3 separate regions of the Homo sapiens genome follow, and regions 2 and 3 are each linked to region 1. Evidence: read pairs that join two places in POLR2A ChIA-PET (ENCODE). Cell type or tissue: MCF 10A. All regions are shown on one strand.

Region 1 (5,000 bases):
TTAGCCGGGCGTAGTGGCGGGCGCCTGTAGTCCCAGCTACTTGGGAGGCTGAGGCAGGAGAATGGCGTGAACCCGGGAGGCGGAGCTTGCAGTGAGCCGAGATCCCGCCACTGCACTCCAGCCTGGGCGACAGAGCGAGACTCCGTCTCAAAAAAAAAAAAAAAAAAACAAAACAACAAAAAAAAAAACAAGCAAACAGAAAACAAAACAAAACAAAACAAAACAAAACAAAAACCCCACCAATTTTAAAAATGATTTCATGTAAAATTAAGAGAGAGGGCAAATTTTTCTGTCATTTATAATAGTTCACTCAAATTCTGTTTGAGTATTAGTTCTCTAATATTAATATAGACTGTAATGAATTTAAAAAATAGAATCATAGGCCAGGCATGGTGGCTCACGCCTGTAATCCCAGCACTTTGGGAGGCCAAGGTGGGCGGATCATTTGAGGTCAGGAGTTCGAGACCAGCCTGACCAACATGGTGAAACCCTGTCTCTACTAAAGATACAAAAAAAAAAATTAGTCGGGCATGGTGGCCCGCGCCTGTAATCCCAGCTACTTGGGAGGCTGAGGCAGGAGAATCGCTTAAACCTGGGAAGCGGAGGTTGCAGTGAGCTCTGTTGCAGTGGGTGACAGAGCGACTCTGTCTCAAATAAATAAATAAATAATAAAATAAAATCAGAATCTTAATCTCAATGAGGAATCCCAGAAATAGTTTATAAGAATGGTTTTCTGGTTTTTTTTCAAGGTAGCATTTTTCCCCCAGAGGAAATGTTTCTTAGGAACTTCATAAATAAAGAGATAAATGCAGTTAACAGGTTCCTAAGACAACTTATTTTCACTGATTGTAGAATCCTCTGATGAATTTTAAACCCTTGACAATTATTTGAAAAGTGCCCCTTACAAATGGTTCAGTAGCTCCCAAACCTGTCTATGTAAAATAATCAACTGGGAAGGAGGATTTTTGGCAGTAGGGCTCAAGGATCTGAATTTCTAAATTCTGCATCTTCAACAAACCAATGTGTGACAATATTATGCTTAGTTTGGTGTTGGATTAAAACTGATTATGATTAAGCAATATGTTGTCAGTACAGTACGTTGGTTAACTGGATTTTTTAAAGTAATGTGAAAGTCATTATAGGTTATCTGGACTTTTGCCACGCTCTATCCTTCACTTAGATGCAAAAATAAATGTAAGACATCATGATAAAAGAAGAGAGAGTTACAAAGAGTAGACTAAATGGTTACAAGTAGTGCAAAGTCTACTGATAACCAAGGTACCTGTGTATATTCTCCCTGTGATAAACTTCCTACATGAGTTTTTCTGCCATGGCAGCCATCAGGTAGCAAAGGTCATGCATGATCACTGCCAAAATAATATGTAATTTTTGTCTTACACAAATTTTAAGAAAAATACATTTGTTGCTAAAAATCTCTGTCAGTAGAGAATTCCCATTTAGTAAAACAATGGTTAAGTGACTAAACCTTAAAGAAAAATATGAAAATTCCATACAAGGAGAAAGAGTCAAACCCATGGGGAAAAAAACAACAACAGCCCCAAATCCTGAATTCTATAACCAAAGGTCCCCATGTTTAAAACCATGAAGGAGAGAAAAAGACAGTGGAAATTCCTTTGAAAGACTTTATGTTTTTCATAATACTCATCAAAAGCTATGAAACTTGGAATTTTCATGTTAGAGCTAAACTTAGCTAAATTGGAGCTACATTTCTAATTTTACTCCAGAGCCTATAATTTCTATTCTAAAAGGAAAGGTAAAGATGAAACTAGAGGGGAAAAAAAATCAAGCTACAGCAACTCAGACTCAAACTTCCTCATCTCCTCACTCTCTCCCCACTAGCCACGCCCCACTACAACCACAAGGGCCTACCATGTGGTAGACCCCAACAAAAAAATGTTTAGAAGAATGCTGAACTTGGAACAGAGTACACTGTAGAATCAAGGGCTACAAACCCTTGAAGCACTCCAGTAACTCAGCATCCTGTGGGTAGAGTACCACAGAATGGCTCATAGGGCTGAAAGAAGACAATGGTCCCTACAATCTACAGCACTCCACAGTTTTCCAGCTGCAATTTTTCCATCCTGATTGTCATTACACACAGAAAATTCATAGGCGAGGTAGGTGCTATTGTTCTAGTTCTACAGATGATAAAAGTAAGGCTTAGAGAGATTAATGATCTTATGAATTAAGCACATAGCAAGTGTTAAAGCCAAAACATAGAACTTCTAATTTGAAGACCTGTGCTCTTTCCTCTATACCAAAAAACTGTCCCCCAAAGAAAACCTGTATTTCATACAATGTATAGCTCATAGCAGATCCCCAATATTAACAGTTCGATGATGTCAATATTCCGAAGTTCTCTAAACAATTGTAATTCCACAGGCATACTACTGTCATATAAAAAAAATATCTGAGACCCATTTTCTGATTGTATACTAAGTCTACATAAAGGAATATGCATGTCTTTAATCAACAATCATCACACCCTTTAATTCCTATCAAATGATTACTCATGATCTGACCAATTCCTGATTCCTGAGTAACTCTTGACTCAGAGGAGTTGTTTACTTTATTTAGCCCCTTAAGCACAGGATGTGTAAAATTTGAACTTACCATTAGGCCCACTGACTTAAAGATAACGTGAAAGTTCAATTGCAATCTAAGGTTTTTTTTTTTTTTTGAGACGGAGTCTTGCTCTGTCACCCAGGCTGGAGGGCAGTGGTGCGATCTCCACTCACTGCAAGCTCTGCCTCCCGGGTTCACGCCATTCTCCTGCCTCAGCCTCCTGAGTAGCTGGGACTACAGGCGCCTGCCACCACGCCCAGCTAATTTTTTGTATTTTTAGTAGAGACGTGGTTTTACCGTGTTAGCCAGGATGGTCTCGATCTCCTGACCTTGTGATCCAACCGCCTCGGCCTCCCAAAGTGCTGGGATTACAAATAGGCGTGAGCCACCGCCCCCGGCCAATCTAAGTTTTAAAAAGCTTCTGGTGAAGAAAAAACATGTACAAACAATTGTGAAAACATTGCAAAAAATTTCCTCTCCTGAAATACATCCGTCTCTACAAATTAAAGGAGGATGAGTAAGGAAAGCCATAAACACAAATTCTACCCTATTCTGTGCAATTCATTCAGTATCACATGACCACAAAGTGAACTTCTCTAAACTGAACTCAGATATAAAATTCTGGCCAAGCCCTCCCATAGAACATTCATACCTAATGTACAGTCTAAGCTACAGTCACCTACAGGCACTTCACCAATGAGCATGAAAACGCTTCACCAGGTTAATTTAATATTTTGCTTTCAAACAATCTTTTAAGTCTCCATTAAACAATAACAGGTATCACTGACGGCATACTACATGTCAAGGCACTGTGTTTTTCTATCACTAGGGATACATCAGTGAACTTGCTATCGCTTTTTAATGAAAATTAAATTTGTGATGATTTGGAAACCAAAACATTCTATTTTCATATTTCTTAAACCACTTCCTTCATTCCATTTATTCAAATCACTCTAATACCTCCAGCATCTCCAACACAGTAATTTTTTCCCATGCCACTCCCTGTAGCTAGAACAATCTCGCTCTTCATGTTGTGAGCTCTCCCTCCTCTCAGAGCCACACTGCCTGTTTACTGTCTTTCATTAACGGGGCTTTAAAAAAAGGTTTGGTCTTCTTATTTTGTAAAGTAAGTGAACAATAACAGAAGTTACATTACAGAAGTAACAACCAGAACATAAAAATTAAGTCATTGTAAAAGCATTTGTGAGTATTCTCCATGTTCTCTTGAGATGGTCAACTGACAAAGACAATGTCTAAGTACTTTCTTACTACAAGAAAATCAGAGAGGTGGGAACTTTATTTCTATCTGGGACAACCTGACAGAAAAAGAAACAAACATGTGCCACAAGAACTACACTACCACCTAATTTAATTCTGACATCAGTAATTACAGCACAAAACCAGCAGACTGGCTGCTTGGCACTAGCAAGCCCCCTGTGTCTAATGAAACGTCACTCAAAGGCAGTCTGGGATGATCCTACTTGAGAAATGGTATAATCTCCACCAATCCTAACTTTACTACTTTTTTCCTCCCTAAAGAAACATATACAAGTGATTAAATGAAGGGCAGTCCATCTATCAACTGAAAAGAAGGGGTGTTAAAATTCCTCATCATGAGGGCACTGTTCTGCTAGGGAGAAAAAAGAGAAATGACAATAAGATGCAATGCTATTTGATTGGATTCTGTATTAAAAACAATAACCAGGTAGCTACATAAGGCACTACTTGGGCAACTTGGGTATTTTGGATATGAACTACTTTAGGTATTAATAGTTCATCAATGTTATATTTCTTTCTTTTTTTTTTGAGACGGAGTCTTGCTCTGTGGTCCAGGCTGGAGTGCAGGGGCAAAATCTCGGCTCACTGCAGGCTCCGCCTCCTGAATTCATGCCATTCTCCTGCTTCAGCCTCCCGAGTAGCTGGAACTACAGGTATGTGCCACCACACCCAGCTAATTTTTTTTTTTTTGTATTTTTAGTAAAGACAGGGTTTCACCGTGTTAGCCAGGATGGTCTTGATCTCCTGACCTCGTGATCCACCTGCCTCGGCCTCCCAAAGTGCTGGGATTACAGGCGTGAGCCACTGTGCCCGGCCCCAGTGCTGTATTTCTTAAGTGATATTTGTCTTGTGACTATATAAGATAATGCCTTATTTAGGAGATATAATAATTAAGACAGAAATGCCATAATGTTGGCCACTTACTCTTTTAAAATAAAATTTTAATTTTAGAACAGTTTTGCAGAAAAAGTGTGAAGATAGTACAGATAGTTCCCATAAACTCCACAACTGATTTCTCTTATTCTTAAAATTTTACATTGGTATGACACATTTGCCACAATTAAGAAACTAATAATAATATATCGTTATTAATTGAAGTCCATACTTTATTCAAATTTTCCTGGTTTTTCCTAAGG
Region 2 (5,000 bases), 62 kb after region 1:
TTTCTTCCCATAATATAAAAAGAAGTTAATTTAAATATCTTTGCTTTCTAATATACACAATATGATGACATTTTTAACTTAAATGATATGCAGCACTTTTTGAACCTAGAAACTTATTTAATAATGAAGCTTTATAACTCTTTGCTATAGATTAATAACTTTCCAAACTTTTTTTTTTTTTTGAGACGGAGTTTCGTTTATGTTGCCCAGGCTGGAGTGCAGTGGCGCAATCTCAGCTCACCGCAACCTCTGCCTCCCGGGTTCAAGTGATTCTCCTGCCTCAGCTTCCCAAGTAGCTGGGATTACAGGCATGTGCCACCTTGCCCGGCTAACTTTTGTATTTTTAGTAGAGATGGGGTTTCTCCGTGTTGGTCAGGCTGGTCTCGATCTCCTGACCTCAGGTGATCCGCCCGCCTCGGCCTTCCAAAGTGCTGGGATTATAGGCATGAGCCACCAGGCCCAACTTTCCAAACTTTGAAAAGTATTCTGAGTCAGGCTACATAGAAATCATATACCCTACTTCCTGCCAGCTACGGGAAGAAAAGACTCCATGGTTTCTCTCTCTCTTTGTTTTTATTTTTTTCCTTCTTTTTAAAAAATGTGATCAGAGATCTGGATTGGAAAGAAAACATTCTTAGAGTTATTTGAGAGCTTTGTTATTTTCCCAGTTCCTTTCTAACTTTATATGAGTTTATTCCCTCCATTTGTAAAGTGGCTACTCATCTGCTCTGTGAAAATGGCTAATCCCTAAATTAATTTATGTTCAAAAAGAGAACATTTATGCTTCTGTTTTAGGTGCTGTTGAATTTATTATCTAATAATATGTACTTTCAAAAATTAGGAATTAGCCGGGTGTGGTGGCTCACGCCTGTAATTAACAGATTTAAAATTTTATTATAAAAATATGAATTAGGCTGGGGGTGGTGGCTCACGCCTGTAATCCCAGCACTTTGGGAGGCCAAGTCAGGCGGTTCACCTGAGGTCAGGAGTTTGAGACTAGCCTAGACAACATGGTGAAACCCTGTCTCTATTAAAAATACAAAAATTAGCAGGGCGTGGTGGCTGACGCCTATAATCGCAGCTACTCATGAGGCGGAGGCAGGAGTCATGAGGCAGAGGCAGGAGAATCGCTTGAACCAAGGAGGTGGAGGTTTCAGTGAGCCTAGATCATGCCACTGCACTCCAGCCTGGGCAACAAGAGTGAAACTCCATCTCAAAAAAAAAAAAAAAAAAAAAAAAAAAAAGAAATAACAGTTTTGTTCCCATCTACTTAAAAATAGCCTGTGATTCTTACATATATGTTGATTTAGATTGTAGGAATATCTTTTTGCTATGAATACATTATTTTGTTAAGTCTCCATACTCAGTGATTTTGCTTGAATTACGAATGGTGTTGAAAAAAGATAATGGAAAGGTTAACATAGGAGAGAAACGGAAAGAAAGAAAGAAATTCAGGCAATTGAAAATCATCCTTCTATTTCTCCCCCTTAAGCTAACACTTTCACCTGATACTTACCTTGAAGATATATGTGACAGTTATCTAGACTCATATTTCAGTTAGTACCTCACAGCTAAGAGTGTAGACTTTAAGTTCATGTTGGGGTTATTCAGACAAAACTGTAGTGGGTTATTTGTCTGAATTATGTTCAGTTGCTTTGACCTGCATCCACACTTTGAACTTGCCACTTTGAGATTGGCATATTAAAAAGTGTAATTTGTTTTCTTTTCCCTTTTTCTTATATTTTTAGTGATTATTTTTATTAATGTGCTTTTTAAAAATAATCTTTTATTTTTATTTTATTTTATTTTATATTGTTTTGAGACAGAGCCTCACTCTGTCAGCCAGGCTGGAGTGCAGTGTTCGCAATCTTGGCTTACTGCCACCTCTGTCTCCTGGGTTCAGGTGGTTCTCATGCCTCAGAGTCCCGAGTAGCTGTGACTACAGGCCCACGCCACCACGCCACCACGCCCAGCTAATTTTTGTATTTTTATTAGAGACAGGGTTTTGTCATGTTGGCCAGGCTGGTCTTAAACCCCTGACCTCAAGTGATCCACCAACCTTGGCCTCCCAAAGTGCTGGGATTACAGGCGTGAGTCACTGTGCCTGGCCATTTCTTTATAATCTTTTAAATCTTTATTGTAGGCTAAAATTTTTCTTCCCATGATTAATTTCATCAAACTTTGTTCATATCAGAAGGAATCTTTTTATTTGGAGTTTCCGCTTGACTTTGAAAGAAAAAGTGCCAGCCTGGGCAACATGGTGAAACACTGTCTCTACAAAAAATACAAAAAATTATCCAGGCATGGTGGCATGGGCCTGTAGTCCCAGCTGCTTCCGGGGCTGAGGCGGGAGGATCCCTTGAGCCCAGGAGGTCGAGGGTGCAGAGAGCCGAGATCACGCTTTACTCCAGCCTGGGTGACAAAGTCTCGAAAGAGAGAGAGAGAAAGAAGAAAGAAAAAGTTATAATTTACTCTATATGTTGTTTAAAGGAAAAGTTTCTCTGTAAGGAAAAGGAATTTCTGCTAGGTTGCATTCCCCCCGCTCTGCCCCTCTTAGTTTAGAATGAATTCTGTTTTGTGCTGACAAATAGCTGTTTCTGAAGTTGGCAAGAAAATTTCCTCTTGGGACTCCACTAGAAGTGTTGTAGTAGCTATCTGATTCAACTGCTTAGAAAGCTCTCTGAAAGTTGCCTTGTTTGTCTGGAAAGAGTGAGGAGCCCAAACCTGCTTTTTCCCTGGAGGGGGGTTGTAGCTATAAGCTGTTATGGGAAGAACTAGGAGGGATTGTGTCATAACAGTATGAAATTGAGCAATACCAAGGCATAATTAAAATTTCATACTCCAAAGCAAATTTTCAGACACAATAAAGAAGGGCTCTTAAAGATAGGCTTGGGTAGTATTTTATACTCTTATCCACCTTCTTAGGAGATAGAAAGGAAAGAGGAGGAAGATTTTCCTTTTCTTCATTTTCTTTTTATTTAAAACAGTCCACAAGTAAGCTGACTGCCTTATGCGAGTCATTATGCAAGAAAGGAAGGGGGATCAAGAGTTACTGGTGCAGATTCCATCTTACTATAAAATAAAATTGTGGGTCTTTATGTAATATCTTATTGAATACTAATTGTTTTATATTAAAATATTACATGTAAATATTAAGATACCCCATGAAATTATTTTGAATCAGATCAAGTGGCAAGGAGAAAAGAGTCAGTAGTTAAGAATAACTGGGGGAGGGGGTGATGAAAAAGAAAAGTTATAATAGTAAAATGAGATGAGGAAGGTAATAGAAAAGTTGGAAGCAGAGAAGTTAAGTAAAATAACTATTTCTGTTTTCTCCATCTGCCATCTTCATTCTTTGCCAACTTTTAGGCCACCTTGAAGAGATTACCTTGATTATCTTGCCCACACACTAAATTGTGTGACCACAGGGCAAGATACAACAATTCGTCATCTCAGTTTTCTTATTTCTAAGGTTAGTAAACTAGTACTTAGCACATAGAGTTGTTGCATGGATTAAATGAGCTATCTATAGATTGCTCATTAGCGTGCTTCGTGCATGGTAGGTGCTCAGTAAATGTTAACTGTTATTTTTGTCATCACTATTGTTATTAATGCCTCCTTTATTTATTCATGCATTCAACAGATGTTTATTGAATGCTTATATTGGAAGTTGGTGATTAAACAAAACAAAGTTCCTGCCCTTCTTGAGTTCCTGCCCTCAAGAAGCTTTCATTCACTCTTGTGAACAAGACAGTTAATAAGCAAGCAAATAAATAATTAGGCTGGGTGCGGTGGCTCACGCCTGTAATCCCAGCACTTTGGGAAGCCGAGGTGGGTGGATCACGAGGTCAACAGATTGAGACCAGCCTGAACAACATGGTGAAACCCCGTCTCTATTAAAAATACAAAAATAAGCTGGGCATGGTGGCGCGTATCTGTAGTCCCAGCTACTTGTCAGGCTGAGGCAGAAGAATCATTTGAACCTAGGAGGCGGAGGTTGCGGGGAGCCAAGATTGCACCACTGCACTCCAGCCTGGCAATAGAGTGAGACTTTGTCTCAAAAAAAAAAAATAAAATAAATAAATAATTATAGATTGTGCTAAGTGCTGTGAAGGAAATAAATAGAGGGACAAGAAAGAAAGAATAACTGAGGAGTCACTTTCTGTGAGGGTGTCCATGAAGGGCTTCATGAAGAGGTGGCAGTTGAGCTGAGGCCTAAAAATTGAGAATGAGCTCAGTAGGTCAAGAGTCTGGGAAAGTGCATTCCCATAAAGGAAGCAGCATGTGCAAGGCTCAGGTTGGAGACAGCTTGTACATCTGAGGTGTAGAACAGTGGTCCCCAGCCTTTTTGGCACCAGGGGCCAGTTTCATGGAAGACAATGTTTCCAAGGACTGGGGTGGGTGAATAGTTTTGGGATGAAACTCTTCCACCCCAGATCATCAGGCATTAGATTCTCATAAGGAACATGCAACCTAGATCCTTCGTGTGCTCAGTTCACAGTGTCCTCCTGTGAGAATCTAATGCAGCTGCTGATTTGACAGGAGGCAGAGCTCAGGCTAGATAATGCGCCCTCACAGGCAGCTCACCTCCTGCTTTGCAGCCCAGTTCCTAACAAGCCATGGACTGGTACTGGTCCATGGTCCGGGGGATGGGGACCCCTGGTATAGAACCTGGAAAAGTGGGCCAGACCCAGTGGCTCACGCCTGTAATCCCAGCACTTTGGGAGACTGAGGTGGGTGAATCACTTGAGGTTAGAAGTTCAAGACCAGCCTGGCCAATATGGTGAAATATGTCTCTATTAAAAATATAAAAATTAGCCAGGTGTGGTAGTGCATGCCTGTAATCCCAGTGTTGAATCTCTTCACTCATTCCTTTTAGACCCCCATCCAACAGTTACTCCTCTTGCTTGCAGTACTTTTCCTTGAGATTTTTCTGAAAGCATAATGCGTCCTTTAGTTACAGTTTCAGCTCCACTCCTTTCAGCCAGTACTCGGTGAAA
Region 3 (5,000 bases), 290 kb after region 1:
GGACTTAGTATACTCAAATATGCCCATATCACATGTAGATCTAGTTTGTTTCTTTTAAATAAACACAGATACCTTATGGTGTAGATAAAAGCATTAGTTTATAATATGAAAATTAATATTAGGTACCCTAAGACTCTGTAGTGATAATGACATTGATACATTGTATTGGTGTGTGTTCCTTCATAATTTCAGGATACTACCCAGAAAATTATCATTAGAAATTTTTTTTTTCTTGGCAGACTTTCAAACCTCTGGTTGAAAGAAATATACCCAGTTCAGTCACTGCAGTAGAATTCCTTGTAGATAAGCAACTGGATTTTTTAACTGAAGATAGTGCCTTTCAGCCCTACCAGGTAAGAAATTTTAGATTACTTTTTAAAATTAAAGGTTAATTAAACTTTATTGATATTCAGACATTCTTTAAACAATATTCTTTAAATATCATTTCATCTAACTTCTAGTTGTGTGAAAAACCCAATGAATGCAGTCAGTTGATTTTGCTTATAGGATAAACGATTTATTAATTCAATTAACAATATATACTGAGAACCTACTATGAGCCAGGCAGTGTTCTGTTGCAAGGAATACAGAAGTAAACAAAATAAAGTATCTGACATTCTAAATAATCATTATTAGAAAATAATTGGTTAAATATTAGTATAAATTGTCTTCAATGCTAAACGTTAAGAATTGGGTAAATTAATATAATTAAATGAGATTAGTGTTTATGTATACCTATCAGTTTAGCATAATAGTTCTTTTTTTAAAGGGGAAATTTTTTTAGATTGTCAGTAATTGAATGATTTTATATATAAATTTCAGTTCTCCATTATTGCAATTTAAATACAAATACATTTAATTAGGAAAACATTTTCCAGTTGACTATTAGCTTTTAATTATGTGAAGAAACTCATCAAAAGTATTAAGCTAAATATTTTTTAAGATTGTTGAAATTACCAGTTAATTTTTTCAGGTATAAGTAAAGCTCACAGAATTGTGTGTGTGTGTGTGTGTGTGTGTGTGTGTGTGTGTGTGTGTGTGTGTATGTGTATTTTTTTTTTTTTTTTTTTCCGTGATGGAGTCTCACTCTTTCACCCAGGCTGGAATGCAGTGGCACGTTCTTGGTTCACTGCAACTTCCGCCTCCTGGGTTCAAGCAATGCTCCTGCCTCAGCCTCCAGAGCAGCTGGGATGACAGGCACACACCACCACGCCCAGCTAATTTTTGTATTTTTAATAGAGATGGGGTTTCACAATGTTGGCCAGACTGGTCTCGAACTCCTGACCTCAAGTGGTCTGCCCGCCTCGGCCTCCCAAAGTGCTGGGATTACAGGCGTGAGCCACCACACCTGGCCTTCATTTGTATATTTAGAGTTTAGGTTGAATTAAATGGATATATTATAGATTTCTTTTTACTCAGATGTTTTAAAATAATACAGTAATTGCATGGAAAGAAAGGATGAGTGAACCAGTTTAAATTTTTTCTAATGGAGTAAAAAGTTAATACTATTTTATTTCAGACTTGTTACTGTTTTTCAAAAATAAAATGTAGAGCTATTATTTCCATGGAGAGAACAAGAGCTTGTGTTAATGAGCAGTTATTTGTTGTGCATGGATTTGTAATACTTAGGGAATTAGAATAGTTCTCTTAGGTCCACCAAAATGAGATGTTAGTTCATTTAGTGTAAACATTATTTCATGTTTTGAAGTCTATATAGATGTGCTCTTGTCTTTCCACTTGATTTTTCTTGTTTCTTTAAAGGACCTAGTTTTTTTGTATTGTTAGCTTTTGTTCTTTGTTTATAATATTTATTTCATAGCAAATCCCAATTTAATAGTGGAGGTGTTGGAGCTTTTCCCTGGGGTTTTATTTTGTTAATTGTGAATACCATTTAGTTTACTACAGACCTTATCATTTCATTTCCCCCAGTCAGTTAGAGGGAGTTAGAGTAGGTGAATCTAGGTGAAATCAAAGGAACCTTCCAAATCTTAATGTTTTAATTCTGTGGTTGTATTATTAGCACTTTTGGAACCAAGTTTCAGCTTGGATTTGGTTTAGAGAAGTGAAATCGTTATGTAGAAATTACTTTTAAAAATAAACTCTTGCCAGGTGGCCTAAAACTCGACATGTTTTTGAAAATTACAATGATTGAAAGAATATGCTGGGGGAGAGTGGGGGGGGTACCCTAACTTTTTTTAAAACAGTTTGAGAGGCATAAGAGCTAAAGTCTTAACGCAGTTTAGTGAATTGTATGTTTGTCTCTGTTAGTAAGCTATTTAATCTGCTCTGCTAGTGTATATACTAAGTCACCCTCTGGCCTAGAAGGATGCCATATCTTCCAGAAGTGAAGTGATTGACTTGACATTTTAACCATTGTGTTTCTGAAAAATGTGAATTCCGAGTTCAAAGAAATCAGTAGGAATTAACATGAGAGCACTTGATTTGGGATCTAGCATACCTTAGTTTTAGAATTTCTTACGAATTTTAGACTAAGTGCTGGTTTATAGCAGAGCTTTTCTATGTGCATTTTTTATAGTTAGGGTTTTTAAATAAGATCAGGTTATAAATATAAAAATATTTTCTCCCATGTGTAAATGATAGACATTTATCTTATTTTGAATGAAAATTTACTACAGATACCTAAGATGGTTAAATTTATTTATTTAAATAAATCTTATGAAATACAGAAATGTTCTAGAAAGAAGAAAAAAAAATTTAGAGTTCGTGTAATTACAATGGCTCTATACCAGATTGATTGTTTTCTAACCAGTTGTCCAAGCAGTACATTAAATTCCTTAGCTTCTTAAAATGGCAGCTGTTACTGGCATAAATTTTGTAAATAGTGCCTTGACCTATCTCAACCTTAGGGTAACCCTCTGTAAGTCAAGGGGAGTTTGGGTACACTTGAATAAGCTTTTTAATTGAGCTTATTTCTTTCTCACTTTTTAAAATTTCATGAGGCAGTTTCTTAATATGGATGCTAATTATCCTTTATAAACTTTTTAAGTAGGTGGGGGAAAATTCTCTTTGGAAATGGCCTTTGTGTATATTATTTTTTAGTCTAGAGTGGTAGGTACATGTAAGTTTTTAAAATTTCCAGAAATGATGCTTTGCTGTGAATCTAATTAAATGTTTTCAGTGGGAATTCCCAGTCTGCCACCTTTATCCTTGATTTCTCAGCATTTTATTCAGTAGCAGTATGTTTTTCTTTAGTTTCCTTTACAAGTTGCACAGCCTTATTCTTCATTAAATCAGAATGATAAACTAAGGTAGTGGTTAGGAAACAGATGAGTCAGGATTAATACAAGTCCTTTCACTTTTAAGTCATTGGTTTGAAGCCCACTCTTTTCTCTGAATGATTTGAATGTATTGAATATCAGATAGCAAGTATTAAGTTAGTTAACCTGGTCAGCTTTTTTTCTTCTTCTTCTTTTTTTTTCTGTCGCTCAGGCTGGAGTGCTGTGGCACAATCTCAGCTCACTGCAACCTCCGCCTCCCGGTTTCAAGAAATTCTTCTGCCTCATCCTCCTGAGTAACTGGGATTACAGGTGTGCACCACCACTCCCAGCTAATATTTGTATTTTCAGTAGAGATGGGTTTTCGCCATGTTGACCAGGCTGGTCTTGAACTCCTGACCTCAGATGATCCACCCCGCCTTGGCCTCCAAAAGTACTGAGAATACAGTTGTGAGCCACTGCGCCCGGCACTGGTCAGATTTTTGGGTGACGTTTAGTTGGGTATTCCAGGATGCAATCATTATATATTATAGTTTTTAGTATTTTGGAAAGAAACATGACTAAAAAGAGAAATTGAACCAACATTTTCAGAGAGTATAATGGATATATATTAATTAGGCCACTGAAGCAACAGGCCTCGATATTGTTAAGTGTCTTTCTCCTTCCCTGTGCACACAAATAAGTTTCTACTTCCTCCTTTTAGGTTTCCTGATCATGCCTGGCTACACTTAACATTCTTTGAAGTAGGGGGGAAGGGAAAAGGGAGAGGAAGCAGTGGGGAAATCTGCAGATTCTACTGTGTTTTTTAGCTAGCTGGGAAGAAGGAGGAGAAAATAAATTATTGCTTCTTAAAGGTACTTTTAATAGTTTTTTGTTACGCCAGGCACGGTGGCTCATGCCTGTAATCCCAGCACTTTGAGAAGCCGAAGCGGGCGGATCATGAGGTCAGGAGTTCGAGACCACCCTGGCCAACATGGTGAAATGCAGTCTCTACTAAAAATACAAAAAAAAATTAACCGGCGTGGTGGCGGGCGCCTGTAATCCCAGCTACTTTGGAGGCTGAAGCAGGAGAATCGCTTGAACCTGGGAGGCAGAGGTTTCAGTGAGCCGAGACCGCGCCACTGCACTCTAGCCTGGGCAACAGAGCGTGACTACATCTCAAAAAAAAATAGTTTTTTTTTTGTTGTTACTATAATCTCTGTGGTATTGTTGCTTTACTTTGGAGTATGATTATAGAAGTTCAAAAAAACTTTCCATTAAATTTTGATAACAGTTTTGATCACATTCACATAAAAATTTTGATAATGAAATGAAATATTTAGCTTTTAGCATGATTTTGAAATCATTTTATCATGGATTTTGGCTACTGGCCGTGCACACACCTACAGTTTTCAGGTTGGGGTTGCTTCATAGAGAATGTGGAAGAGATTATTTCTTACCTGAAAGTTGTACATGATTCATACCAACTAACCTGGCTTGGTCTGGCTTGTTAGTCCAGTATTTTTAGGCATCACATTCCTCTTTGCTTTTAAATGTAATAAAGAAATAAAACAAAGGTCACTAGTTAAAACCGTTAGAGATTTGATACGGAATGTGGTTGTCCAAAATTATACCGCATGTTTATCTTACAGTATATTAAAATTCATTGTAGTAATGAGGTGTTTTCCCTAAAATAAGGTAGAATCATAAATCCTAGACCTGAAGGAATGATTCCATTAGAAGTTCTGGATCCCAGCTACTCTGGAGGCTGAGGCAAGAGAATCA

What was found. Peaks named below come from ENCODE experiments on the same cell type or tissue, not always from the same donor. Only the 100,000 strongest peaks of a DNase experiment are listed, where the experiment ranks them.
Region 2: POLR2A ChIA-PET joins it to region 1 with 5 read pairs; 5 of 35 experiments call an interaction of 5 or more read pairs at or near these places.
Region 3: POLR2A ChIA-PET joins it to region 1 with 7 read pairs; 4 of 35 experiments call an interaction of 5 or more read pairs at or near these places.

Annotation. Positions count from the first base shown.
Region 1 is chr10:63,551,803-63,556,802 of GRCh38, reverse strand. The region is part of intron 1 of REEP3 (receptor accessory protein 3); the gene reads right to left. Among named protein-coding and RNA genes, the nearest start is that of REEP3, 33 kb to the right of the region's middle. In MCF 10A, no CTCF peak of the experiment used is centred here; DNase peaks (open chromatin) are centred at 2,572 and 3,582.
Region 2 is chr10:63,489,494-63,494,493 of GRCh38, reverse strand. It overlaps a transcript of JMJD1C not described here. Among named protein-coding and RNA genes, the nearest start is that of JMJD1C, 26 kb to the right of the region's middle. In MCF 10A, no CTCF peak of the experiment used is centred here; DNase peaks (open chromatin) are centred at 1,893 and 2,733.
Region 3 is chr10:63,260,004-63,265,003 of GRCh38, reverse strand. It overlaps JMJD1C (jumonji domain containing 1C), which reads left to right. Exons shown (of 26, transcript NM_032776.3): 3 at 240-353. LOC124900287 (a long non-coding RNA gene) reads left to right here and starts at 3,617. Exons shown (of 2, transcript XR_007062158.1): 1 at 3,617-5,000. In MCF 10A, no CTCF peak of the experiment used is centred here; no DNase peak of the experiment used is centred here.